Regions from separate parts of the Homo sapiens genome. Here all the other regions are linked to region 1. The links are chromatin loops, found by intact Hi-C in ENCODE. Cell type or tissue: heart right ventricle. All regions are shown on one strand. Region 1 overlaps TNS3 (tensin 3). Region 2 overlaps TNS3 (tensin 3). Region 3 overlaps TNS3 (tensin 3).

Region 1 (8,000 bases):
ATCCTTCTCTTTCCAACCCAACCCTGCTACTGAAACGTGGCTTTCCCACAAGGAGGTAAGAGGGTTAAGAGGCACTCAGAAAGTATTTCAAAAGTCACCCAAAAAATGGAGAAGACCAAAAAAATATATGAAAACATCCCTTCCATCCCGGTTGAAAACAGATTAGGCAATGCCCAACTGTGCTCCCCGGCATGCTAACAATCAGATAGCCAAAGGGACAGCTGATCTCACACTTCAGCACCCTCCATCATCAATCACTCAGCAACCAAAAATATTCATCACTGATGTGTAATCCACTGAACTGTCCACTGGCCCTGCTTCCAACAGAAGTTGGTTTGAAGCAAAGGAAGGACAAATCTGATAGATTTATGAAGCGACGTGGAACCTTTCCTTTTTCTAGGTATTGATGCTAAGAATCTCATGTTCTATTTTTGTGACAGGTGTGCTTAAAAAGTAACTTTTTCATTTCAAAAGAACTAACAGTATCCTCCCTGCAATTTTTTAGTTTCAAAGGAGAAACTAGAAAATTCTTCTCCATGAAAGTTGGTTAGAATTGACTAAGCACTTGCTATGATTGCTAGTCATAAACGGGGACTTAAAAGCAATACTCAGCCCAGTCCTGATGATGTGCTGGAGAATGGACAAGCCCCCTTGGGGAACAGAGAGAGAAACAAGAGATGGAAAGGGTGGTGGGCACATTTCACGGCATCCGAATAGACAGATCAACAGAGGCAAGGGAAAGACGGAGCAGTGTGTGAGAAGAAAGGCATCCACTGATGCTGAAGCAGCCACCCTCAGGTGAGCCAGGTGAGGCTGCAGGAATTGGCATCTTCATCACCTGACAAACAGAGAGAATTCTGGAAACACCCCTCTCTTACAACTCAGCTGACCTCCTAAAGACAAGGCCACCGTGCAAGCTCCTCCCATGCGCCCAGCACACTGTTAGGCCCCAGGGATCCTACTCAATTCCCAAAGCAATCCTGTGAAGCAGGAAACGGGAAGTCCATTTTACAGATGAGAAATCAGAGGCTGAGAGAGCCTGCACTAACATTAACGATTTTTTTTACAAGCCTACTGAATAGAATATCTGAAATTTAAACCAACCTCCCTCCACTCCAAAAAAAGATAAAATTCTAATCCTAGTCAATCACTTTTTATATTTCACAGATCAACTATCTAGATCAAGACACACACACACACACACACACACACACAAACTCATATACACCTCACTCACTCTTCAGAGACTATTAAGTGCTTTGTGCTTTCCTCCCTAACTCCTAAAATTATTCATTATCAGGAACAGACCCTTGTGGTGTCACAGCCGCTGCAGTGATGGTCACAGTTTTTGTTCCGTTTCTTAAAGCTAGTGCATTTCTATCCTCACAGTTAGTGGATCGGGTGCTGTTCCTAGCATGGAGTCTTCAGTTCTCCCACACACCCATGGTACCAGCAGCCCCATCGGGGTCAGGAGCCATGGATATGCCAGAGGTCCTGCCTGTGCCTGGACCACCACAGGGAACAGGTAGCTTCTCCAGACACAGCCAGGAACCATCCTGTCCCTAGGTCACCCTCAAATGACTCACTTGGGGCCGTCCAGCTGAATCAATTCACCATATCCAAACAGTCCCAATAAGTGGAGGCTTATTGGAATGATGTCTGCAGCTGCAAGTGCCCATGGTGGGCTCTGACAACCACAGCCCAGGGAAAATGCTGAAGACAGAGAGGCTTCGGTTTCAAAAACGAGTGCTCATCTGCAGGCAGTCTCCTGGAGGGGTCTCAAGGACTATGCCGAGTGAACACTGCCAGACTCAAAGGGCTCGACTGTACGACTCCACATAGGTGACATTCTGGGGTGGAGACACTGTGTCTGGACACAAATGGGTGTGGTCGGGGCCAGGAGAAGAGTGGGGCTGCAAAGGGTGTGAGGGATGGTTTGGGCAATAGAAATATTTGCGTCTTGATAGTGGTGGGAGTGTCATGGCATAATGTTTGTCAAACTCAGACTACTATATACTAAACAGAGCAAATTTTACTGCATGTAAATTGCATCTCAGTTAAAACAACCGTTGTGAGATCAAGACAAAAATGAGACTCACAGCAGACTAGACCCCAACCTGAGGTGGCTCCTCTTGATCTCCTCCCTTCCTTCCCTCTTCCTCTTTTTCCCCCTCCTCCCTTTCCTCCTCCTTCTCCTCCTCCCTTTCCTCTTCTTCTCCCTCCTCCCCTCCCTCCTTCTCCTTCTCCCCCATGCCCTCCTCCCCCTCTTCAAAGGCCTTCCCTCCTCTTCCTAAATTCCATGAGACAATGGAAACCCTCTCTCCTTGGGATAACGATCATAGTCCCTTTGCGCCTCATTGTCACATAAAGCGTCTTTTGACATTTCCATTGGAGTGATTCATGTGCACACCTTCCCTCCCCTTCTAGAGGTTCTGGCATAATCCAGGCTTGAGTCCTGGCTTGATCATAGCTGTGTGACTTCAGATGAATCACTCCGCCTTTCTGTGCCTCACTGTCCTTGTCTGCAGAGAAGCAACCTGGAGAAGGGGGTGTTTGCTGATATCAGCTCCCAGGACCACTGGGATTCAACACAAAAGGCATGGCACACAGCAGGCATTGGGCAAACCCTCCTTTCTGTGCTTTCCCCCTCTCTGGTCAAGTGAAGAATTCCCAGAACTCACAAGTGATTCATGTGTGGACCCTCTGGGTGCAGAGCTGAGGGACAGAGGAGTGCTCCATGAACATCTAATCAGTGAGTACACAGAACGCAGGTCCACTGACCTCCCGTCTCGAGAATTACACTGAGGAACTGTTCTCTAATATAAAGCTATGGTGAAAGATGGGTTTAAAAAAACGTATTCAGAAGTTCCCTAAGTCATTTTTTGATATGACTGAAATTGTCCCAGGCACCAACTTTGCTAACCATCCACCCAGTGCGACTTTATGGCCAAGCTGCCCAGCTCAGGATCTTACCAGCTGTAAAACAGTTTTCCCATCCCATACTTTGTTTGTTTCCTCGGTGACTGACAGCAATGATGGCAAAAGCAGCAGTAATAAGCTAACTGGGCAACCACTGTCTTCCAAGCACTTCGTACCTATTGTCTCATTAGGCTCAAACCAAACCCAGAAGGGGTATGGATTCTCCTCTGCTTAACCCACAAGGTTAGGGGGATTGCAAGGGACCGAAGCATGTCCAAGTTTCATGGGGGGAGGGCTAAGGGTTTTCTGGCAGATTGTGTCATGCACACCCAGGGTTCCCATCACTGCATCACATGACCTCCCCTCAGCAGTGAGAGAACATTTCTCCTGGATTTGCTAGGTCAACTGACACATGAGCCATGGCACCGGCGCTGGACTTGTGAGTTTTCCAGCAGACCATTCAGTTGATGGGTCTGGTGCTGCACAATGTGGAACAGCCAGTGGGGGTTTCAGTGCTGGTGAGGACAGGTGCTAAGGGACTGCCTGGATTTCAGGCTCCGGCGCATGGAAGAGTCCATCACCAAGCCAGGAGGGCTGAAAACTAGGCTGTGGCCCAGAGCACAAGGCAGGGTTGAATGGGGTTAACAATGAAGCAAGGGGCATTCTCACATTTGCGAGGAGGGGAGGTACGGGTAGCCCGGGCAGTGTCCCAAGGGTACCTGATCCCTGGAGGCCTGGTAGGGGCTGCAGACACCGAAAGACCTTCCCAGTCAGGAAGCGATATCTGAGCCAAGAGGTTCCTTCTCAAGGGGCGTTGTATTATCTTACCCATAGCATATGCAAAAATCACTCTCGTTTTTTCCATGTGGACATTTATAATTAGAGCATGTATAACCTCTCACTCAAACAAGGTCTGCTTTAATTTTATTACAATAGAATTCTGACTCTTTGCTAATTAATGATTTTTGGAGTTTTTATTAAATCATTTTCTATTCCACAGAAAATTCAAGAGCTAAGAAATGAGGACTACACTTGGGTCTTTGAGAACACTGCTTTTAATCTACTAAATCAGATACTCTATGATTTTGATATATTTCAAGACGCGATGAAATGTGCCCTTTTCCTCTTTTTTTATTTTTGTTTTTACAAAAAATAAAAGACGGTAATAAACTCTACTCTGTAGGGACAACTCTTTCTCTCCTTAGGCAGAATAACTCCATTCTAAGGCATTGCTCCCTTGGTGCATCAGTCTCACCTTGAGAGTTAACTCCTTCCCAAGCCCCCAAACCCAAATCACCCTCTGAGCTGCCAGGAGGGGAGGTGCCCAGCAGGAAAGAGGCTGCAGCGGCAGCACCAGGACACCTTGCTGAGACTGCCGGAGGGCGCTGGAAAATCCCTCCCTCTGAAGTAAAGCTGAGCTGCTTGCTCACGCTTTCTAAAAATGAGGCAGACTGTAAATTCTTAGAGAAATATAGAGCAGAAAAAAAATTAACAAAAGCAAGAACCAGAGCAGAACCTTCCACACAGAAACGCCTGCCCAGCCACACACTGCCTCTCTGGGAAGGGAAGGCATCCCACTGCAGAGCAGGAGCGACTCAGGAGCTGGGCCAGATTCCAAGCGCTCCCGCGGTCTCCTGGGTGAGGCTCTGGAATGTGGCGATAAAGGAGCACTGTGCTCCGAGTGGGGCTGTGGCAGGCGTGTCACAGACGCCGCCAAGGTGCCCCCACAGCCGTACTGACAGCAGGGCAGGCCAGGGCGGCTCCCCGGGCAGACCTCTCACACCAGCACGCCGGTGCAGGCTCAGCATTCAGCAGGCGCCTATCTCAGGCCTCTGACTGGGCAGCTCAGTTCCCTTTTGGGCACTCCTAACTGAAAACACAGGGGCCCAAGCCCAGAGGAAAAGAGGAGGTCCTGTTGGCCTTATCTGAGGCCACCCACGCCGGCTGGCCACAGAGGCGGCCAGAGAGCTTGCAAACAGCATGTCAGACCATCACTGACTCTTCCCCAAAAAGAAGTCAGTAAGTTAAGACTCCTCCAGCTTGCAAACCAATAAAGGCATTCCTGGACAAGTCCTGAGCGACATTCCTTCTTGCCCGGTTAAAGCATCCGTTCTGCTGATTATTCCACTCCATAACGCCCTCTCCTCCTGGCTAGTACCAGCTCTTTTCCTCTGGAAGTCTTGGCAAGTTGGTAAATCTCAGCAGGCACACAGCTCAGTTTCAGGTCTTTGTAGCATTACAGAAGCCACACACATGCACACACACACTCACCACACAGGCACAGACACACATACACATATGCACGCGCGCGCACACACACACACACACAAATGCTCTCTGCTTACCTTCCTTCAAAACAGCCCAGCGGCTCTCTCAGTCTGCACCTCTGAGCCCAGTTTTCCTTGACACAGGCTTTCACAGCAGGACAGTGGCATGCCAGAGGAGGGCGGGGGCGTGCCACCTCCCTCCCAGGCACCTGGCCTCCCACTAGTGTAGAAGGTAAAAGATCTCCTTGGCTATGTAGGGACTTTGATTCCGCCAAAAAGGCCAGGGCAATGTAAATAAGAGGGTGGGGTTTGGTGCACTCAGGTTGAGTGAAATTTGAACTCCAGAGGCTGAAAGGTGGAGAAAGAAGCTCCTCCTGGGAGTCCCTCACCAGGTTTCTGCCTTCACTCCTGAGTGTTCTGAACTGACGTCCAGGAGCCAGCACCAACCCATGCAGCTTACAAAGCACAGTTTCAGCCTCCTTTTGCTTTCTTCAAAGTAACCAGGCGGAAAATCTTTGCCACACATGCTCCATCTCCTGGGAGCTGTCTCTCTGTCTTTTGTGCGGGATGTGGCTAAGAGTACAGCGTGAATGTTCACTGCACACAGCATATTTTGTGTGGTTAGCCCAGACCTCCACGTTCTGTGTTCAGTGTAGCAGATCCTTTTCATCTCAGCCTCATTACATTCAACGTAGGTGGGCTTCAGACAGTGGCTTACTCTTTGCTTTGGCTCAACATGGGCCACAATACCAACCACACACTTTTACTCTTTAAATGAACAGAATATGACACAGCAAACAAGCAAAAGCCCGTTCTGATGCCTTCAGGTTCCCACAGCACAATGGAAACCCTTTTAAAAATCACCAATCAGCCATCCAGGGGAGACAGGACATACCTGGGCTATAAGTGCACGCAGAGGGTAACAAATCTTTTAAATCACCCGAGATGGCCACATTGGCATATGTCGCTTACAGGAGGTTAAGGTAAAACTCAGCGCACCCTTGGGAGAAACAATCTCTTTTATGATGAGACATAATGCACTTATTGTGCAAAAAGTTCTATCAAATTTGGTATTCTTTAAAGGGTATTGGCTAACCCACCTTCCTATCAAGAGAACCGAAATTATTGTTACCATTCTGCAAATGATGTGATCACTGCAATAAAGGCAGTGACTAATTTATCACAAAATACTTTGCTTTAAAGAATACACATCAAACGAAAAGAGATTAGAAGTAGTGAATACAACGCAATGAATGTCCGAGTCTCTCCTGAGCACCGGGGTCTTTCCAAACTGTAGCTAACTGTATGTCTAGATATGGCTAGGGGGTCCCAGCCTCCTACAGGATACAAATCTTAAAATCAGACCACTGCATCACAAAACTGTGCAAGAAAAGCAACGGCCAAGGTACCTTTATCCATTTCTAATGGAAAGAGGCAGCAGGATTAGTTGTATGTTCAAAAGGAGTGTTTCCTTTCATGTTGTTCTGGGTTGGGCTTGATTTGGGTGGGGTTGGGGTTTTTGTTGTTTTGTTTTTCGGTGGCTGAGGGCAAATTTTCTTCATGTGGATGACAGCTTTGTAAACGGGCTGCCATAAGCCTTTGTGAATATATGGCAACAGGCACCCACTGGTCTTCAGATCTTGTTTACGTAGCTGGCAGCCACTGAGCAGGCAGGCTCAGAACGCTCTCATTTTCTACAGGTTCCCTGCTAATGGGTCTTGATTATATGGAGCCTGTGCAGGCTGTTAGTATTAACCTTTCTTGAAACAACGTGGTCTTTTGAAGCTTTGCTGATGTTTGGCCAGAAGGCAGTTCTGTGGCTCAGAGTGTTTTGAAAGCCCCCAAGCCTTTTCACCCTGAAGGGTTGTAATTCTGTGCAGGAGGCTGGCCAGTCCACCCTTAGTATGTGCGGGGGATTGGTTCCAAGACACCAGCACCCCCCAGTCCCCCACCACCCCCTGTGAGTATACTAAATCTGTACATACTCAAATCCTGCAGTCGACCTCGAGGAACCTGAGTATAGGAAAAGTGGACTCTCCATATACACAGATTTCTCATCCTAAATACACCGTATTTTCAATCTGTGTGTTGGCTGAAAAAAATCTGCATATAAGTGGACTCACACAGTTCAATTATCGTTCAAGGGACCACTGTGCAGCTAATGAAGAAAAGACTTGTTGAGTTTCCCGAATATCTCTGAAAATAGCAAGCGGGACAGGAGGTTGGCAGTATGTTTAGTGCCACTCCTATTTGGGACTCCCTAAAGGCAGAAGAAAATTCCAGAATGGGAAACCAATTAGAAGGATGAGAAAAGATGTGGAAATTTCAAAAAGTAGTGGGAAAGATTAGAGGTATAAGAATATCCTAGGGCCAAAACACAGACAAGAATGTTCACAGGCAACGTTATTCATACTAGACAAAAAGTGTTACGAGCCCAAATGCACACCAGCTAACAAATGAATAGGCAGAGTGTGGTGTGTCCACACAGTGGCACACCACAGCCATGAAAGGATGGAGCGTAACAGGAATGCAGCTGGAACACAGGCTGAGTGAAAGAAGCGAATCACAGAAGGCCACTCATTGCACGACTCCAGTGAGTGAGATGTCCGGAATGGGAAACAGAGAGAAGGAAAGTAGCTTCGTGGTTGCCAGGGGCTGAGGAAAGGAGGAACTGGGAGTGACCACTAATGAGTACAGGGCTTCTTTTGGGGTGATGAAGATGTTCTGGAATTAGATAATGGCGACAGTTCCACAACCTTGTGAACGTACTAAAAATCAATGCATCGTATACTTTAAAATGATTAGAATGGTAAA
Region 2 (8,000 bases), 77 kb before region 1:
CCAAAGGCTCTGCCTGGAAGCGATCAGGGCGCAGAACATGAACCAGTAAGTGCTGGGATGCCCCCGGCATGCCTCAGTAAATACCTCCACGGCGCACTCCCACAGAGGCCCCTCACATGCCCCCAGGCCTGACCGGACCCACAGCCAAGGCATCTGTCTGGCCATAGGATGAAACGAATGGTTTCTTTTACACATTTTTCAATGTCTGCACCGTGGCCCTGTGCACAGGATGAGGGCACGGGGAGGAGCTCAACATGCCCCTGGGGATGAAGCAGGAGCTTCTAAACAGCACGCAGTGGGAAGGATGGGCAGGAAAACACAGGCAGGCTCACCGTGCATGCCCGAGACTGCTGGTAGCTCCAGCCAGGCCTGCAGCCGCCCATGCAAGGGACCCAGGGCTGGGTGGGGGGCCTCCTGGGGCAGGGCACAGGCCCTGGGAATAAACCCTGAATTCTGGTGCACGTTTTCTCACAGCGTAGTCTATAAACTTGGGGGCTGAACGTGAATGACATTTTTTCAGTTTTTAATTTTTATTTTTTTGAGATAGGCTCTCTCACTCTGTTGCCCAGACTGAAGTACAGTGACACAATCATAGCTCACTGCAGCCTCAACCTGCTGGGCCCAAGTGATCCTCCCACCTCAGCTTCCTGAGTAGCTGGGACTACAAGTGTACACCACCACACCCAGCTAATTTTTAAAAATTTTTGGTAGACACTGGGTCTCACTATGTTGCCCAGGCTGGCCTTAAACTCCTGGGCTCAAGTGATCCTCCCACCTCAGCTTCCCTAAGTTGCTGGGATTATAGGAGTGAGTCACTGCGCCGGGCCTACTTTTTTGTTTTCTCTAAGTAGGACAAAAGATCACTTACATTTTGTTTCAACTGTGATATACCTCAGAGCTTTTCTTTTTGTAAGTCATGGTTCTACTTCTCTGTGGTAAATAAAGTGTAGAAGCCTCACGGGACTGAGACTTTGGGCACCTGTGGATGGCAGTGGAGGGAACACGGGCTTTGCTCCGACCAGTTCTCCCCATGCCAGGAGGGAAGCCCCAGCTGCCAGGCTGCAGGGGTGCAAGGGGGCTGTGCTCTCCTGCACAGGCAATGGGAGTAAGAGGAGAATTTTAGACCCGCTGTTTTTCCAAACAGAAGTAGGCTGAGGAGCCTGGTGTGCTGAAGTTGGAAAAACGAGCGTCCACACACTGCACACAGCAGCTGCGTGCTCCACCCTGGCACTGGCATCGCATTCCTCACCTGGAGACAGGGATGAGGGGAGGGGAGGCAAGTGAGTCTCCTCGCACCTTCTCACACTGTCGCGCCCTGCATCTGGAGAAGCATCTGGAGAAGCAACACCCCAGAAGTACAACTGGGACAGTAGTACTTAATTTTGATTTTACTTTAAGGTCCTCTTTTCCTCCTGAGGTATTTTTATGTTAGCTTTAAGAAACCTCAAGGAATTAAGTATGTGACAAATTGCACTCCCAAAGAGGTTATCTGGGTGTTTTTTTTCCTCCTGCATCACCCTGAAATGTCATTGTAGCTTTTCTAGAAAAAGGCACATCTGACAGTTAAAATCCAAATAAATGACACCCAAGGGCAGCCTTCCGCTGTTTGGAGACTCTGACACGGGCAGTAGAAGGTTCGTCTGCACAGGTCTCTTCTATGTAAAATATGTAGAAAATGAAAGTTATCCTTTTAGAGCTCAGCTGGAAAAACCAACACTCGATGCACATGTTGGCCATCCTGAGATGGGGTCCTCCCAGCAAACCTTCTACAATGTGTGCTGAAGATCAAGCACATGCCAACAGCAGCCCCTACACATACTGCACATCCACATCCACTTATCCTGCATCTACCAGGCGCCAGCAAGGGCAGGTACCTTCCACATGGCACTGCTCTCAGCAAACCCCCGCGGCAGGCTCGAACCTTGCTACCCTGCCGAGGAAGCCAGCAGTGCACTCCAACCCAAATCTGTCTGTTTCAGATCCCCCCTGCTACAATGACATTGCACAATGAGAGAAGGGGGCATCCAGCCCCACACATCGCCCTGCCCTAGAAGACGGCACCAATAGAGTGGAAGGGTCTGTGCAGAATCTCTTAGGTGCTGGATAGGCACCTCTCAGTTTGGCCAGCTGGAGGAGGTGCCGAGGCACTGGGGGCCACAGTCATCGGGATTCTTGAGACACAAGCAGGGCCAGGGTGGTGGCAACAGGCACACAGCATCCGGCCGCAGAGAGGCCCTCAGCCATGGTGAGCAGTGTTTCACAAAGGCCAATTCAGGGAAATGAAGGTCTTTCCAGGCCACAGGCTTTTTTTTCTCTCTCTTCCACTTAAAATGACAATCGCTTCTTTGAGATCATAAGAGATGCACATTCTTACCATTTCTGTCATCTACATAACTGAATAGCAGAATTTCAGTGGAGAGCTGGACAGAGCTATTTTTCTGCCACTCAACTATTCATTTCTAGGCATTCCTGAGGCATCTTCATAAGGAGAGAGCTTGATTTTCTTCTGAAGTTGAGGTAAAGAGGCACAGAGGAGCCAAGTGGGTCTCCTGCTGACTGCGGGCAGCTTGTCATTTCTCACCGCTTTAAACCAACCCATTCCCTCTTTCACTCCAGCCTCCACCAGGTGGCCACCGGGATTCACTTTGGTTCCTAGGAATCCTGACTCCGTCTTCCAGGCACTGGAGGCATGGCCCTGCCCTGCCTTGCCAGTCACACACCATCTCTTCTGAGGTATATCCCAGAAGCAACAAACTCTATGCACTGCCAAAATGAGGTATCCAGAGGAAGGTACGCTCAGCTGAGACACAGCATCCAGGGAGAAAAGCCATCCCACAGCCGAGGGAAGCACCTTATGAATTCTCCTCATTGCCCAGGGGCTGTCTCCAAGCAGGGCTGCCCAGAAGAGCTTGCTAGCCTTCCTCTCCCACATCTCTTCTATTCATGCTCTGGTAAAAAGTGATGCTCAAAATATTCAAATATTCATTGCTCAAAAATTAGTATTAATGATTTCAAATTAGAAAAAAAAAAAAAAAAAGCCTGACATTGTACCAAGCAGAGAGATGCTCTGTCTGGTTTGTGTGTGAGGCATGCGGCTAAGTCCACAACCGGGTCTCATTATTAAGTGCTTATGTAGGTGTTCACAAACACACAGTGTCCCTGACTTCTCAGAGGAGGGTGTCTCTCCTGCTTCCTCACCCTGTCCTCTCTGGTTTCATGGAGATGCAGGAGAGTGTGTCTCCTCCTCACAGTCAGCAGTTGTGGGCTGGCATCACTGGCAAGCCAGTGGCTGGTGCAAGCAGCCAGAAATTACACCCTACACACTGGAATGCTCATGGCTGGGGCCCATTCCTCACCAACTCCCTCATTAGTAGTGAGTTTTCCCCTATAAAAACTTAAAGGTTGTAGCATGTCCCCAGGAGGCATGGAATAACGTGTGGGCCCTGCTCAAACTCAATCCATATGAAGGCCACGGCTGCCCGATGTTCCCACCGCAGGGCCCATCTTCACACAAGGCAGCGAAGCGGGCACTAGGGCAGATGCCCAAGGAGGCCCTCATCCTCCCCACATACCTTGTTCTCTTGAAATATCCGCCTTGTACCAGAACTTGGAAGTGTCTTGAACAAATTTCACGATCACAAGTTTATCACCTGGACTATCTGTAAAGCAAAATTTAAAAACAGTGACCATGATGGGCACTTTTCTTCTTGCAACCTCTCATCTGCTGTGATCCCAGAAGTCCAAATCCCATGCCAAGGGCAAGCAAGCGAGCGATGTTCTAAGGAAAGGGAACCCTGCCTTTGAAATGACTGAGTTGGAGGAGGCAGTGACTGTTTTATAACACAAAACAGAACAACAGGATGCTTGGATTGAGCCTTTGCAATACATTTTAAGAATACATAGGAAGGTAGTGAGGAAAGAGAGGGTAAGGTTGGTGTTGTTCAACCCATAGACCACACTGCTTCTTATACACTTGAAATATTTCATAATGACGTTTTGGATGAATTAATTTAATTTGACAAGGAATTTGTTATTTACAAAAAGCCATGTTCCCAAGTGACATGGAAAGTAGAACCACTGCAAATGTCTGCACTTTCTACAACTGGAAGGAATCCAAGGTGGCCAAACACAGAAGCCAAGAAGAGTGAATGAAAAGCCTGAGCCAGTGCTTGGTTTTGGACGAGGAAAATGGAAAAGTACCCCAACGGCTCTGGATTTCCTCTCCAGGTGCCCAGCCCAGCACTAGAGATATGCCAGCTCAGCTGCAGGTCTGAACCCTTCCCTTCCCCAGTGAATGGACAGAGGGGCCCTTCCAACCAGCTGGAAACACACCTACCTGGCAGAGGTGAGGCCGCTTCTGAAGCCTTGGAAAAGTCGGGAAGGACATTTGGGAAGGGGATACTGATGGTGCTCCCGCTGTGCGGGCTGGAGAAGCCACTGGAGGAGGGAGAGACTGAGCCCAAAGAACGATCCCCCTCCGAGGCCCGCTTCTTCTCAGGGAGGGGTGGCTGCCCGGGCAGGGTCACACCCTGGCCCTGCAGGCCTGGACTGTGGTGGCTGCTGTGTCCAGGCGCCACCGTGAGAAAGTTGTGGGACAGGAAGCCATTGTCGGCAGCCCCTGTCGCTGTCAGCGGGATGCTGGGGGTCGGTGACGCTCCATGAGAATTGGCCAGCAAGGCCCCCAGGTCCTCCTCGGGCGGAAGGCCACTTCCCACTGGGGCGGTGCCGAAGCCCAGGAAGGCCTGGCTGCTGGGAGGCGCCAGGGAGTCCGGTGGCTCTGCTAGGGACAGCTCATGGCTGTGGAAAGGAGCCTGGAGCTCTGACGGCGGGAAGCAGGACAGCACTGGGGAGTCCTTCCTGGTACCGGAGAACTCAGCGCTGAGGGGACTTCCGGTGGGCCGGCCGCTCCCCAGCAGGGAAACCATGGGCTTGGGGCTGCTCTCCACCCACTGGCGTTCTGCAGAAGAGGAGCTGTTCAAAAGACAAGCCGACCAAGACAGCATGTAAGGTACAAAGAGACACCTGAAGACCAGCAAGCGTCACCCACACGGGAAGACAGGGATGGGGAAGTGGGTGCTGAGGCCCTCCAGGCAGCACAGGAGGTATTTTCCAAAATATGTACACTAAGGCCCTCTCTGAGCTCACGCTGCCTGCCTTTCAAGCCCCCATTTCATGCCTGGATGCTGCAGCCCGCATGAGGGCACCCAGGGGAGCCGCCCCATGAAGGCCTCCACATGCGCAGATGCTGCTCCCTCGGCCCCTGCGCCTTCCCTCCTGCATCTTCACCGGGTCAAGGCCCTTTCGTCCTTTAAGACGCAGCTCAGCTGTGCACCCACTGGGAAGCCTTTTCCTAGCCCTTAGCCAGCACCTGTGGCCACATACACGTGTGCCCTCGGGAGTAGAAATGCCCTCCCGTCTTGTCCCACAGCACTAGGCAGGGATGCCACCCACATTCATCCCCCGCAGCCAGGCCGTTGGTTCACTGTGGGTCCCCTCCTCCTCGCAGCATGATCCCTCTGCCCCATCTCCTTTATCTGCCAGATACACCATCAGTCCTCAATCCATGCTTGCTAGATGAACCAGTTGATTAACGGATACCACAAAGACTACTGGAAATTACCAACCACTTACGAGTACGGAAAGACAGCTAAAACCACACCACGTGACACACGTATTTCACTAGCAATGGAACATTCATGGGTACAGAGTCTATGCGTAATGTCCTTAAATGAGGGCTCCTCTTTTATTTTAAGGAGAACAGAGGTAGAATTTAAAAAGTTAAATAGGGAGCTACGTGTTCATACAACAAAGCATAAAGAAACTTATTCCTACTCTGAGCAAGTGGAATGGTCTCACGTATGAATGTCCTCAGGGGTAGTATCTTTGTGAAGCAGAAATAGGCCATTTTTCCCTGTTAATACCCACCCTCTCCCACCCCCAGGTCTTTCTGTAAACCAGAAGCCCTCTAAGACTGATTTTTCCTGTATTTCCTGTATGTCCCTATATTTTCTCGTATGTCACCACATACACCTGTCCCCGGCGGTAGCAGTGTCGTGCACACAGCCCTGGTCCCCTGCCCCGCCCCATCTTCAGGCCAGTCCCTGCCTGGTCTAGCTTCAGCTTCTCTGAAGAGCAAGCCCCCGCTGGTCCCACATGCCTCTCAGCATTCTGGGTCTTTAAGGGGAACTTGTGCCAAGTTTAAAGATCCATCTTCTTACCTCTCTCTCCTCTGCCCAGGGCCGTTGCTGGAAATGGTGCAGGAAGAAGCAAAAGCCTGCTGAAAGGAGGGCGTCGAGGACGCATCAGCCCGGAGCATCGTGGATTTGGGTCCGATGGGGCTCTCTGACATCCCCACAGCGTGAGTGAGCGTCTCAGGGCAGCTTCGTGGTTCTGTAGCGGGAACACAGGAAGCAGAGAGACCTCGGTTGTAGGACTGGAGAAGTCATAATCTCTGCTGCTTTTGCATGTTCCACAAGAAACAGTGCTGACTTTGAGGCTTTCTGTCATCCATGGCCATACTGAACATGACATCACTACCCGTAATAGGCTGGAGGAGGCGGCCAGCCCTGCACCCACAAGCATGGGTTTATTCTCACCCATCACTGTTTCCAAAAATAAAGCGACCTAATTCAGTCCCCCACAGTGTCCAGCCCATTACCACGAGCTGGTCATGTGAGGAGATGCACATTGGGCCGCCTGGGCTGGTCCTCCCAGCCCCATCCCCCACAAAGGCTGATGTCCTGTAATGTACTCTCCACTCCATGATCTAGGCTGCACCTCACTTTAGAATTGGCATGGCCTTTCCTCTGCAAACCAGCAGGCGACTTCTCCCAATAAAGACCATAAGTGCAGGCCCTGCGGCAGCCGGGCGGCCTAGGTGTCCTCCACCTTCCTTTGGTCCCTACCCTCCCCCCAGCTGGTAACTGGGCCATCAACATCGAGCACTATGAGGGTGCAAACCCATGCTGCTGCTTTCCAGGTCAAACCCCGCTGCTTCAAAGGCCACACCGTGGGGTGCAGAAGCCACCCTCGCAGGTGGGCCAGAACGCAAACCTGCTTGTGTCCCATGCCTGAGCCCAGGCACATTCCTCTGACAGAATTTCTGTTTGGTTTCTTGCCCAGCAGCTGCATTATTTCTGGATATTTAAAACATCTTACCTTTTATATTTTTTCTTTTTTTAAACCAGGCTTCAAGAAATGGACAAATCTACCATGGTCAGTAAAATAATATTATTAGAAATACTGGTCAGTTTGTTTTCTGTTTCAAAACTAATGAGGATTGATAAGAGAATATTAATGTAGAAAAAAACTCCATATTATTCATTTCCTGGAGAGGGTATTGAAATTTAGAGATTTCCAAATAATGCTGTTTTCCCTACAACTCACAGGACTATCACCTCACATGCTTGAAATATGTGTTATTTTAATTATACTGAAAAAAAGGCTACCTTCTTTACCCTTCAAATGAAAACCAATAATAAAACTGAATACCAGAATCACACTTTATAAAAATGACATTTACTAAGAATACTCTGAAAGGAATTATCAACAGCATATGTGATTTCTGAAGATGAAATACCTAGGGGGTTTTCATTAATCCAGGTGCCAATGAGCACTGGTCTGTGGATTATTCAGACCAGTGAGGAATTATATCCAAAAAAAGCAAGGGAAAGCCCTGACCACTCAACTAAATTACCTCCACATACAGGATGTAATATCCTGGTTTTTTAAAAAAAATTGATCTCTACAGAATTTGCACTATCAATTCACAAATGGAATGCACTTCACTCCAATGAGGTAAACAAGCTCCATCTCTACCAAGACAGAATGAACATTCTAAAAATTATATGGTATCCCCACATATGTGAAGTGAAGCACTTTTTTGGTCACACGTCATTTCAATATGAATTAAAAATTACTATTTTTATTTAGCACGAATTCTTTTCCTAAGGAAACCTTAGAGAATTTTTTTTTTTTTGGAGACGGAGTCTCGCTCTGTC
Region 3 (8,000 bases), 93 kb before region 1:
ACTGGGACCCTGGGTGAGCCATGCAGCTGAGCCATGCCCCTGACCCTGAGTCTACCATGCAGATGAGCCATGCCCCGACCCTGAGTCTACCATAAAGCCAAGGCACAACCCTGACTCTGACCCTGAGTCCACCAAACAGCAAAGCTATGCCCCCTGAACCTGACCATGAGTCCACCATACAGCTGAGCTATGTCCCTGACCCTGAGTCCACCGTGAAACTGAGCCTTGCCTGTGACCCTGACCCTGAGAACACAGTGGGGCTGAGCCATGCCCCTGACCCTGAGAACATGGTGGGGTTGAGCCACAACCCTGACCCTGTCCCTGCGTGTGCCACACAGGGCACTTGCTGAGTGCCCTTTTCATTTGAGACACTAAACCTTGAAATAGGTATTTTGGTGCAGGATTGAAATACGAGAGCATCAAGCATTGGGACCCTGCCCAGGGTCATCTACTGGTCAGTGTCAGGGGCACTGAACGGGTCTGACCAGCAAAACCCACGTTCTGCTTTGTGCTCATTTTTTTCAGCAGATGAAGGGTGATGAGCTAAACCTGCCTAAACTCACTTATTCCTGAAGCTACAGAGGGGAAGATCCTGCCTTCAACCTCCCAGGTGGTTTGGGCAGATGAAGAAAATGTCTTGCTTCTAGGGACATGGGCACCACAGAGAGGCATGGGGGCCCTGCTCGGGGAGCATCCTGGGAAAGCAGCCAGGCTGGTCTGAGTGTCCCCTGCCGGCCTGTCTGCTGTGATGGCTGCTGCCATCATGCTGCTGCCACGGTTGATGCCAACGTGCCTCCTCAACCACACAATACAAAATAATTGCATCTGAAATGCTCTGTTCCTAGGCCACAGGCTGCACTCAGGGATGGCATTCTGGAGGGAGGGAGACAGGAACAGCCCTGTGGCTGCTCTGTTCCATGCTTATGCTGGGCATTCAGTAAAGATCCACATGGAGAACATCTGCTCCAGCATAACTGGCTCAGTAACAGCTCAGGCGTAAGTCATTTGAAATTGGCCAACGGAAATAGTACATATCAAGGTCATACGCTCACCTGAAAGGAAATGACCCTCTGTTAAAACAATAGGTTCCAAGATCATTGGACTCTGATCATAGTATCAGAGTGTTTTTAAGGAACTGAGTTAAAAGATTTTTTGCATTTGCAATTATGTGTGTATGTGTGTAATTTTAAAACGCCAAACGTCTTTTTTTATTTTATTTTACTGATTTCTAAGAAAAATAGCCTTGCAAACAAATGCTAAGAGTTCCTATGTGGTTCCCAGGACGTATTTAATGACAGAAAAATACCTAGACAGACCCTGGGTGACTCATGACCTCAAAGACGGCTAATGATTTACCTGGATGACTACTCACACTAGGGAAGAACAAGAGGAACGTGACAGCCCCGCCCCTGCTGGACGGCTCCTGCCTCCCTCTAGGCACTCACTTCCTCTGATTGTCTGTCAGGGTGATGCCCTGGGCTGACACCTTGAAGTGCACAACTGTGGACACAGGTGGAGGCTCCTGGACCAGGGTGATGCTCAGGGCCTTCTGGATCGCCTGGTGGCCGGTGAGGGACTCCATCTCCACAGAGTTCAAGTACCACACATTGCAGGCTGGAAGACACCAAGGGAGACACATGTTAGTTGCAACTATTGGGACAGGTGTGTCCTGTTAACACACAGGCAGTTGCTGATGTGCAGACTGGGTTTATGAACAACTTGCGCATGTGGCCTATGCTGGGTGCATGTAAGGCAGATGGCCTTTGCCCCTAATTCTGAAAACATGAACAGTGAGTGCTCCAAGGATGCACTTACTCCCATGTCAAGGCAGAGAATAAGCGAGTTACTAGAGCAAAGCAGACCCGCCTGGTGTGGCTTTGCCTTCCCACCAGCCAGAGGGAGCTTTCTATTCGCCCTGCAGCAGTATTAAACCCTCGTGTCCCAGGTGGAGCCCAAGGCACCTTCTCTGGTCTCAGGGTGGGTATGGACAACAGTCACATTAATATGAAACCCAACTACTGTTATAGGTAAGGAGCCCAGAGGCCCTTGAGAAACAACCATGAGGGAAGCATGTGTCCTCAAATCCTGGTTGCCAAGAGAAGGAATGGCTTGCAGTGAGCTCAGAGAACAGGCTGGAAAAAGCCAAAAGTGGCCCGGCCTCACCTGTGTCCTGGCTCCCCATGCTGCCAAGGGAGAGCTGTGGGTCTTGTCCCTGACCATCTCCTCTTGGGAGAAGAAAAACAACTGGGCTCCATAACAACCCTTCTTTCCCTTCTAGCCTGTGACCCTGCAGTTCAAGCATAAGTGCACGTGTGACTTTGGGGCATGGGTGAAATTGAGGTGTTCCAAGACATCCAGCCTTAGCCTGAAGCTCATTCACTGAAGTAAACCAGGGCCTCTCCTGCCCAAAGGCTGAGTAGGCTTCCTCCTGAGGAACAGAACTGCCCTCACTCACTTGCCCCTTGTCTACTGTATACATGTCCCTCTATGTGAGCATGTGGGTGTCTTAATTCCGTGGTTAAAGGCCTCTAAAGTTTCACTTAACAGAAAAAGAGTGTTTTCCCACAGTCTACAGCAACACATCTCAGCACTCGGATGCACGGTACGCGCTGGGTAGTGTTGTCTCCCTCGGCCGTGTCCTCCTGGGGTAGGCAGCCCTGGGAAGCAGCTCCATTTTCTCTTTGCCTTTAAGTCTGACTTTTCAGAACCAGCAAGGGCCATGCCTATTGGCAGGTGTGTTGGCAGGTGCACAGACAGATGTGTTGGCAGGTGGTTTGGCAGGTATGTTGGTAGACGTTCTGGCAGATGTGTTGGCAGGTGCACTGGAAGGTGTGCTGGCAGGTGGTCTGACAGGTGTGCCACAGGGTGCATTGACACACAAGCCCACAGATGGGCTAGGATGTCCCTGGGTGTCACAGTGCAGGGTGACTTGTGAGTTGCTGGACCATCCTTTCTATCCACCGCAAAGGCCATATTGTTTATAGCTGAAGACACTCTGAGGAATTGAGCCCACTATTTTTGATGATCACTTGGTGATATGGTTTGGCTCTGTCCCCACCCAAATCTCATCTTGAATTGTAGCTCCCATAATTCCCATGTGTGGTGGGAGCAACCTGGTGGGAGGTAATTGAATCATGGGGGTGGGTTTTTCCCATGCTGTTCTCGTAATAGTGAGTAAGTCTCACGAGATCTGATGATTTTATAAAGGGTAGTTCCCCTGCACATACTCTCTTGCCTGCCACCATGTAAGATGTGCCTTTGCTCTTCCTTTGCCTTCTACCATGATCATGAGGCCTCCCCAGCCATGTGAAACTGTGAGTCCATTAAACCTCTTCTTCTTTATAAATTACCCAGTCTCAGATATGGCTGTATTAGCATCATGAGAGCCGACTAGTATACTTGGCGATATTTATCAGGTGGATATGAAATGCCTAGAAGTAACCTAGTGGTCCCGCTTCTGAGGAGATTGAGAAAGGAAATATTCTGTAACCACATAGGATAGCTAACCTTCAGGGAAAGACATTTGTGCCACATATTCATTACAGTGGGAAAAACCAGAAACACATTAGAAATGAGAGAGGGGTGAAATTAGCTCCCTCGGTGTAATACCAAGCAACCAGCAAGCGGTAACCAGGAAAATCACATGGCAGCATGGAAAGACGTCATCAGCAATCAGCAGGGAAAGCAGAATAAAAACCACGTCTGCTATGATTAGAACGGGAAAATGAAAAGCATGTGTGCATCAGATAGGAGCTGCGAGGGAGCCTGGAGAATTCAAAACAGACTTCACGAGAGGGACAGTCCGCCTTTGATTTTATTAGCATTACTGTCATGCTGATCATGCAGTTATGAAAGAGAGAAAAAAGGGAAAATTTTGACCTAACTACTAGGAAAATTCCACAAAATTGGCACAATCTCAATCAGTTCACACAGAACCACAGCTGCCACAACCCAGACCCATGCTCTCTTGAAGGAGTCACAGATGGCTTTCTGATGAGGAGCAGTCTTGCTGGCTAGAGTTTGGTAGCAATCTGCTGTTTGGGGAATCTCTCTCCCCAAATGCAGGAACTATGTCATCATTCCTTAAAGCAGAGAAGAAAATGCTGCCACTAGGGAGGCTGTTCTACGGAGCACACATCAACCAACTGACACCAAGTGCCCCAAAGCCTCTCTCCAGCAGAGAACAGGCATGCCTGCGCCTGCCTATGATTGTCCAACTGCACCTGACCCAAGACCATCCAATGCCACTTGACAGGTGCTCTTGGCCAGAGGTGAAGATTCAGTGCCCAGTAAGAGTTACCAGGAAGGCACCCACCAGACCCATGGCATGGAGTTCTGTCAATTGCTAGGCTACTCTGGGAAAGGGACTTGATAACACAGAACAAAAGTCTGAGGCCCACATGTGGGAATTTGTCCTAAGGCAACAATCCAGATTTCAGAAAAAATAAATAATGCAGAAAGATGGTCCTCTAAGCATTGTCTGTGGTATTAAAAATTAGAAACATGGTAAATGAACATCCATAAGGAGGTGAATTATATGATGGACTATTGTGTAGCCATGAAAAAAATGAGACCTGCATTATGTTTGTAAAAACCATGGGTAAACTTATTATGCTAAGAGAAGAGAAAAGAATCGTACAGGCAGCATGACCCCAAGTACAAGGAAAAAGGCAGCATAGGATTGGATCTGCTTGACATCAGGAGTGGTCTTTGGGCTGGAGAACACTTTACCTGCTGTCCACTCTTCCTCCCAATATTCAGGGGCTGCATAGGGGCAACCGATCTATGAGTAGTTCATTTTTCCTTTTCTTTTATTTTCCATTTTTAAAACTTAAAGAACATATAAGACTCTATAAAAAAAAAAAAGTATACCTACCATATGCTAAAAAATGCAACTGCAACATTTCTGGGAAATCTATTAGAAGGCTACTGAAAAGAAGTAAGTCTTTCTTTTCAGGATTATATTATATTCCTCTGCTTCAACAAGAAACAATTAAGAACCGAGGCTTAAAACACAAATAGAAATTGTTTTAGAGATTGGAACAAAGGCATAATGGCCTTAATATTTAAAAAAAGGGATTAAACTGGAGAGCATTACAAGTTTATTCCCATCTTTGTGAGTTGTCTGCTAATATTTCTGAGTTTCAGCTTCCTGAATCTTTATAACGGGGAAATTGGACATGATCATCTCAAAGAACATTGCACATCCAGGAGTCTAGGACTCTAAGTGAATTAGGACAACAGATGAAGTTCAGTTTAGGAAAGAAAACTCACTAAATTGCTGGAGGTCATCAGAGATTGCAATAATTCCACCGTCTTGCTACAATGGTTGTTCTGCACTGATTCTAAACACCTGCAGCCAATCCTCCAGGTGAAGACGACACTAGCTGAGGGGTGGTCACTGTGACAGCCTCACTCCTCTGGTGACAGATCTGCTGTCCTGGTTCCGTGGCTTGGAATCGCGGTTAATGTAATGGACAGCAGACATTCGCAGCTCTCAATGTGTTTCAGAAATGAGATTTTTAAAGGAAAGAAGCTCAAGGCAGTCATAATTTAAGCTTCATATATAAATGCCCAACTCAGATGATCAGATACAAACTCCAAGTTCTGAATGAAGTCTTGACTCTAAGAAGACCCACCCTTAAAAAACATTTGGAGTTATTGATACATTTCATACGTAATTTTAAAAGATGGAAGTGCACTTAAAAATGATAAGTCAAGATAGAAGAGAAAGTTTTAATATCTAAAAACAAGTGCTATTAGGATGCACTGTTATGATCAACTAAATTCATTCAATTCATTTATTAATTCCACACTTACTGGGTGAATGCAGGATAACTAAGAAGCTTAAGGAGAAAAGTGAAATTGCGTGTGCCCTGGTGCTACCATATAGGGCTGAATGGGCAGGGCTGTGTCCCTGAGACAATATGGGCACAGCTGGACGTGGGAGCTGAATGCCAGGCCTAGATCTACCATTCAGGAGCCAGAGCTGCCAACTTGGGTCCTCTGTCTATGACATGGGATGACAGGACACTACACCCACACGCCCTGTGGGTGAAGGGGAGGAGACAATAAGCTGGGCAGGACAAGTGCTCTGTGCCTGTTGCTATCACCGTTCTTCTGCGCTTTCTTGAACACTGCCGATGCATAAGTTGTGATTTTAAAACCACTAATTAAAGGTTTTCAAAATTTCAAATACATTTTTAAAAGGTGCAACTGAAACAAATAAATCCATCAGAGTGGAGCTGGTTTTGTAGCCCTGTCTCCTCAGTTGAGAGTGAGTGAGCTGCTCATCAGATAGGTCTACAGTAAATTCCTGCATCCTTCTGGGCACTTCACTGGGACCCACAGACAGGGTCCACTGTTACTTTAACAGAAGAAAGCTAAGAACCATGATGGGCTCCAGGGACCCCCTAAAACAGATTTAGGGGCTGTGGCCCAGGACCAGCCCAGGTCCCTCACAAGGGAAAGGGTGAGGCCGGCTTCCCAGGAAAGGCCATTCCTCTTGGGCCAGAAAAATGCTCCCAAGGCATTGTCAATGTCCTATTCATTTAATCTTTTCAACTGCTATGTGTGGAAATATTATTATCCCCACTGACCAGATACAAACCTCAGGTCCGCATGGCTAAGTGATTTGCCAGAGATCAAAATCCTGAGTAGCAGAACATGGCCGGAAACCCATGACCACAGCTACATTTTTCATTTTGGAGCTTCGAGTTTTAGCACACTTGCAATTTGGGGCAAGCTATTTTCACCTTTGTTTTGGCCACAGATAACTTATCCTATAAGGAGAGTCTAAAATAACTTAAACACTACAAAATTCCATTCAAAACAGAGTAATTTTACTTTAGCTTGGTAACAGACACAGTGATGTATAATTTTACAGGGAAAAGCTACATAGAAGAATAATACAAATTGTAGAGGAAATAAGAAAATGCCTATACATTTCATACACCTTCATTGTGGAGTTACACCTGTAAACTACTCTGCAGATATGAGGTACAGAATGGAGGTATTTCTAGTCCAATTTTCTACCAGACTCAGAAATTCCCTCCCCAACATTTCTGACAATAAACACCTACCTTGCATGAAAAACTTAAAACAGTTTTGAAAGTCAGGGTTTGAAAGTCAGCAGTCCCCACTGTCCTCTCTAGCTGTGTCCCTCCCTCATGGCCACAGAACCACAAGAGCCCTATGGTGTGTGGTTTGTTTACAACCTTCTTAAACTGGGGCCACTACGACTGCATCTAATGCTGCAAAAGTAACCTGGCCTGGAACTAGTAAGCGATTACAGAAAGATGCTGGATACAAGGTTAATGTACAAATGGTCAACTGCTTTCCTACAGACCAGCAATAAACAAGTAAAATTTGAAATTAAATACACAATACCATTTACAGTAGCACCTCCCAAAAACTACTTACATATAAATCTAACAAACTATAGACAAGATCTATATGAGGAACACTATTAAACTTTGATGAAAGATACAAAAAACTAAATAAATGGAGAGATATTCCATATTCATGGACAGCAGGACTCAACTTTTGCCAAGGTGTCAGTTCTTCCTAATTTCATCTATAGATTCAATGCAATCTCAATAAAAATCCCAGCAACTTATTTTGTGGATATTAACAAAGTGATTCTACAGTTAATACAGAAAGGCAAAAGATCAAAAATAGCAAACACAATATTGAAAGAGAAGAGCAAAGTTGGAGGACTGACATTATTTGACTTCCAGGATTACTATAAAGCTAAAGCAATCAAGAAAATGTGATATTGGTGAAAGAACAAATAGGTCAATTAAAGAACTCGAAAGTAGACCCACATGAATATAGTTAACTGATCTTAGACAAAAGAGCAAAGGGAATACAACTGTGAAAAGACAGATTTTTCAACTGGTGGTACAGAAGCAACTGTACATCTGCAGGCAAAAAAATAAAAAATGAATCAAGACACAGACCTTACTTCCTTCACAAAAATTAACTTAAAACGGATCACA

What was found. A loop is a pair of places that touch in the nucleus more often than their neighbours do. Peaks named below come from ENCODE experiments on the same cell type or tissue, not always from the same donor. Only the 100,000 strongest peaks of a DNase experiment are listed, where the experiment ranks them.
Region 2: it touches region 1 in a loop (2.9-fold over the local background); 5 of 110 quality-filtered maps call a loop at or near these places.
Region 3: a loop joins it to region 1, with 2.3 times the contacts of the local background. A loop is called at or near these places in 9 of 110 quality-filtered maps.

Annotation. Positions count from the first base shown.
Region 1 is chr7:47,375,541-47,383,540 of GRCh38, forward strand. All of the region lies in intron 16 of TNS3 (tensin 3), which reads right to left. Among named protein-coding and RNA genes, the nearest start is that of SNORD151, 85 kb to the right of the region's middle. RefSeq lists an enhancer at 4,066-4,929. In heart right ventricle, no CTCF peak of the experiment used is centred here; a DNase peak (open chromatin) is centred at 4,551; H3K4me3 peaks cover 795 bases; H3K27ac peaks cover 1,866 bases.
Region 2 is chr7:47,298,614-47,306,613 of GRCh38, forward strand. It overlaps TNS3 (tensin 3), which reads right to left. Exons shown (of 31, transcript NM_022748.12): 21 at 6,219-6,390; 22 at 4,337-4,971; 23 at 3,573-3,659. Among named protein-coding and RNA genes, the nearest start is that of SNORD151, 160 kb to the right of the region's middle. In heart right ventricle, no CTCF peak of the experiment used is centred here; no DNase peak of the experiment used is centred here; H3K27ac peaks cover 2,711 bases.
Region 3 is chr7:47,282,252-47,290,251 of GRCh38, forward strand. It overlaps TNS3 (tensin 3), which reads right to left. Exons shown (of 31, transcript NM_022748.12): 28 at 1,446-1,614. Among named protein-coding and RNA genes, the nearest start is that of SNORD151, 180 kb to the right of the region's middle. In heart right ventricle, a CTCF peak has its summit at 4,148; a DNase peak (open chromatin) is centred at 5,967; H3K27ac peaks cover 1,919 bases.